Linked DNA regions of Mus musculus: region 1 is linked to region 2. Evidence: chromatin loops called from intact Hi-C (ENCODE). Cell type or tissue: left cerebral cortex. All regions are shown on one strand.

Region 1 (2,500 bases), 1.1 Mb after region 2:
ACCACCACCCCATTTCCTACCCAGAAGATGTTCTAAAAAATATCTTTCCCTTTCAAATAATGTTCTTCACATAGGCTATCTAAACAACTACTAACGCCTCCTTATTAGTAGGGCAGTTCAGTGCCCGGATCTCAGCTAAAATCTCAACATTCGAAGACCTCGGAGAGACCACTGTATCTTTGAAATTCCCTGCATAAAGAGCTAGGAGGCCCTGTGGTCAGTGAGCAAAAAAGCTCCCAGTGGATCTGCGGGGCCAGCTCTACGCCCAAGGAACCCCATCATTCCATGTTCCTACCCACGATGCTTGGATCTAATAAACTATTCTTAAGTATTGATCTCAGCAATGAGTATAGGCTTGATCTTGACACCAGCATCAATTCCTTTGTGATGGATCTGAGCTCCTAGAATAGGATGAGGTTAATATCCTAGAGCATCAGCTGATCCAACACTACCAAAGGGACCTGTGAATTCTGTCACTTCTAAAAACAGACCTCATCTTAAAGGTGTATTTCCCTCCACAGCAAGACTTGACTATTACCTAGCAAGCAATTTCAAAGTCGCTCCCATTCTTCACACTCAAGTCAATCTTTTCAAAGTTACTCTGGCCTGCTTCACTGTCCTCGGCCTCTTGCTCATTTTAGAAACACTGTTTGATCCATGCCTTCGACACCCAACACACCAGCTGCTTATGTACAGGGAGAAGTTAGAACTGCCCCTTAATTCTACTTGCGGAAAACATAAACACGTGGCTTTGGAACAAGACAGATACCCTAGACCCCGTCAACATAGCTGGCTCAGTTAAATTCTCAAAGTAACCCACACAGAGCATCTCTTAAATGTCTGGGCACCCCTTTTGAGGGTCTCCATATCGATATTATTTGCTGCTATAGTTTTACAGATTTTGTTCTCAGTGAATTTTTTTTTCCCAAATTAAACGTCCAGTTACACGTGCCAATGATATCAGCACTCACTAGCTTGTAAGATGTGGACTTTGTAAAGTTAGTTTAGAGATGACAAAATGGGGTGAAGAGACACCCATTAGTGGAGCAGAAGAACAGACATAAGCTCAGCAGATCCTAGCCCTTCAGGAATTTGTAAGCTTAACAATGAGCCTCTGGTGCATGAGGAATGAAGAAGACAAAAGAATCACTTCTGCTTTGATGATAATGCCACCCAGTGGTTCTGCTGGAATTTCATATAAACTAACGGCAGGGCTCAAAGGTTCCCCCGGTGACTCCTCACTCCTTCATCCATAGATTTGCTAGGAGAGCTTCTGGGACATAGAGTGCAGCTACACGGAGACACAGCAGTCATTCAGGACAGATTCAGGCAGTTTCTGGATGCATCAATATCCAGACACCCTCTGATGCTCACGCTTGCTCTTCCATGATGAGTCACCAGATTGTAATTCGCCCCAAGCAACAGAAATATAGCTGTGGACCCAGGGAATCCATGAGCATCTCAGTACACATGATTTTCACTGGGGCAGGCAACCCCTGCTTAGCATATCCCAAAATTCTAGCCTCCTGGAAGGAAAGCAGATGTCGCGAATACAATGGCGTCATTTGTATCATCCGTTTAAGGGGATCGTGGCTGCTCAGCACAGAGCTCATGTTCTTAGCATAGCAGATGATTTATAGCCATGTTGCCAGCATGTAGCCACCCCCATGAGCTGGCATGTCTAAGCAGCATGGTCCCTGGCTGTGTTAACTCTGCTCTGCATCAGGAGCAGACCAGAGACATGGCTACATTCACGGCTGCATAAATGACCCCAATATACACACATAAACATATGGTCAGGAACAGTGCCTCCAGAGTCAGTATGATATAGGCTGTATCATGAAACCGATTTGTTGTTGCTGTTGTTGTTCTTCAAGATAACCAGAATGCATTTTTTTTTTTAAATAAAACACTCTTGAGAACAAGATAGTGGCAGTAAGTAATAACACAAGAAAATACTTGCATTCGCCAAAAGATAGAATCAGGAATGTAATCTACTTTGGTCAGCAGTAGCTAATCACAGGAAAATGATTTTTTTTTCTTGTCAGGTATTAATTTAAGCCTGTGTTCTTCCTTTGTTTGCCTCTCAAGATCCTAAACTTGGCTCACTCCTTAAGAGATAATCAACGGGAGATATCAGGATCCCACGGAGGCATATTTAACCTCTCAGGGACACCTGAGACTTAAGCTGGCCTAGGAAAAAGTCAATGAGGATGAAAAGGTCTAGCCAACTGTGGGGGCCAAGTGTTAAGTCATTCCACCCATGTGCCTTCCACGACTTACAGAACAGCTTTGAAATGGAACCCTTATCTGGACTTGGGAACTTGTCAAGGAAAAGCTGATCTCAGTCAAGCAAGAGACGCACAGAAGCACAGCTCTGAGTTCTTAGGGCAATCTGTGACAGAGAGATAAATGCTGGTACAATTGAAAAGGAGAGGGGAAAAAAAAGCAGCCAGAGCGATGTGTCAGATCATTGATGAAGCAAAATCGGTGCTACTCC
Region 2 (2,500 bases):
GTGTCTGATCACCACTTTTCTACACTGCATCTTCTTACCAACTTACATAGCCTTCCACACCTGGTCAGAGCCACAGCATTCGTGACTTCTGGCCTCTTACTTGTCTCACTTAAGGTGACGTCTTCCACCTTGCACCCATGCTGCTGCAAAGGAAAGATTCCATTTGTTTTATGGCTCAGTAGTTTTGCATTGCAGTAGATGGAAGATCTTTTCCTTAAGTATTCACTAATTGATGAACATTTACATTGTTTCCATCTCATTGCTTTTGTGAATTCTGCTACAATAAATGCAGAGACGGAGCTATTTCTCTGGCATCCTGATTCCCTTCTCTATATAAATGCTCGGTGATGGGGACTTTTTTTTTTTTTATCAGCTAGCAGTTATGTTTTTAGCTGATTACCTTAAAGCTTTCCTAGTGTACATTCCCATCAGCAGTGTGAAGCAGTTGTTCACTCTTCAAAATGTTATGGACATTATTGTTGTTTGTTCTTTTTAATAACAGCCATTTGGATTAGGGTGAGATTGTATTTTATGGTGGTTTGATATGCATTCCTCTAAGTATTACAAGTAATAAGCACCTGTGATATCACACTTGGCATACCATTTGTTTATTTCTGATTTGTTTCCTAGATTTTCTTCATTTTATTACAAAATGTTCTGTCCATATTAATGTCTAGAGTATTTTACTCTGGAAACATGGTTAAAATACATACAATAATTAAAAACTCAAAAAATTAAAACTGCTGATTCTTCAGGTCACACACGTGTGCACATATGTGTTTGCTATATTTTTACATTCCCAGTGTATTCAAATATGTAGCTTATTTTGGTGCAATGATTTTAAAATATGGGAATTTATTAACGTGATAAAATTAAGATCTCAGAAAAGAATTTCTAAGTCCTTGTTGACTAAGAGATCCTCTGTTTGGTCCATTGTTTAGTTAAATATTTCAGAACAAATGTATCATAACTGAATAAAATTAATGGTTTCTGTGTTAAGGACCTTGCCATTTTCACATTGACTTGTCTACAGAGGGCAGCAAAGAGCTTCAGTTCAAAGACCAGCAGGTTGATTTAGCAGTTCTTAACTGCTGTTTCTACAACACTTTAAACACTGTGAGAAGTGTCAGTGTCAAGGTTCAGTTTGCTAACCTTGCATGGTCTTGTTTGCCACAGGAGGATCAGAGCAAGGGCCAGAGTCAGCTGCTTGCCTCAGATCACTAATGGTGAAATTCTTAAAGAGCTTGCAACAGAAAAAAAAAAAAAAAAAAAAAAAAAGGTGTTTCTGTTTAGAATAGATTCTCACAAAAATATTTCAAGTTTAATTATATTCAAATTCTCATGGATATGGACTACAGTATATTATACAATTGTATAAATTAATGGCCTTTAATAATGATAACCAATAACGTAGTTACAGAGCCTATAATGCTTTAAGGTAATGATTTGGGTGTTTCCCATTATTATAACTATCTCTAATTCTACATTTTTATTCATTACTTATGACATTAAAAAATTAATTAGACCACCAGCTCACCTGTATCTAGATTACCGATTCAGTGTTTCACGTTAGGTTTGTTCTCTGTGTTTACCTGGCATGAGATTTATTTCCAATGGTCTCCAAGGTCAAGATTTGTAGAAAAGAAGGTATGAGCCAATGCCACATCAGAAGGAAAGCTCTAATTGCTGTGCAGACCCAACCCCAAAAGGTGGCCTTTCAGGGTGCTCTCCTACATCAGCCTGCAAAGAGAAAGACTTTATTTTTTCCCATCTGAGTCTATCACTTGGTATGGGCTGTTTCAAGACCAGGTGAGACCCTGGGCAAGATTACAGTCTTTGCTAACACCCCAGTTCTTTAAAGGGATGTTGGACTGCAACTCCTTTGTGTCCATTACATTCATTTGTGATATAAAGTAGTCAGCACTCCTTATGCTGAAGCTGAAGGGATGATAACATTTGCAGTTATGTTGCAAGATTTGTTATCTTCTACAGGATTAACTTATTAATTCGTGTTTAATAGGAAGCTATTGTCTTAGCAGATTTGATAGCTCCTGCAAATTCTGGTTCTCAGTAGGTGAGGCAGGAGATGAATGAAAACACTAGAGATGAATTCTACCTCCTAGGTTTACATAAAGAAAAAACAGCCAAACACAAAAGAGACTTGAGTGGGGGATTGCTTAATTGTACTTAAATGAACAGTTTACAACACCTCCAGGCTTTCATTTTTCAGAGACCCAATTTAGATAAGGAAAACAAAGGAATGTGTGAATTTGAAGCCATCCTAATCTCCTCCTTTAGGAGAACCACAGTATGGCAGGATCAGAAGGGCAGCAGGGAGTTGAGATGGTTTCAAAGTAAATGGAGCTGTTGTGTTAGAGAAAGATTATTCACTTATTGAAAGGATGTGGACAAATGGAGAAATATAAAGACGAAAACTTAAATTAACCACACTCTCTGCCATGTCTAAGAAAAATCACTGTTTTCTGACTTTCTTCCAATC

The links. Peaks named below come from ENCODE experiments on the same cell type or tissue, not always from the same donor. Only the 100,000 strongest peaks of a DNase experiment are listed, where the experiment ranks them.
Region 1: a loop joins it to region 2, with 2.3 times the contacts of the local background. A loop is called at or near these places in 2 of 42 quality-filtered maps.

What each region holds. Positions count from the first base shown.
Region 1 is chr5:20,652,339-20,654,838 of GRCm38, forward strand. The region is part of intron 21 of Magi2 (membrane associated guanylate kinase, WW and PDZ domain containing 2); the gene reads left to right. Among named protein-coding and RNA genes, the nearest start is that of Gm52763, 28 kb to the right of the region's middle. In left cerebral cortex, a CTCF peak has its summit at 1,184 (motif pointing left); a DNase peak (open chromatin) is centred at 1,449; H3K27ac peaks cover 1,953 bases.
Region 2 is chr5:19,521,274-19,523,773 of GRCm38, forward strand. All of the region lies in intron 1 of Magi2 (membrane associated guanylate kinase, WW and PDZ domain containing 2), which reads left to right. Among named protein-coding and RNA genes, the nearest start is that of Gm25335, 7.0 kb to the left of the region's middle. In left cerebral cortex, a CTCF peak has its summit at 1,030; a DNase peak (open chromatin) is centred at 1,061.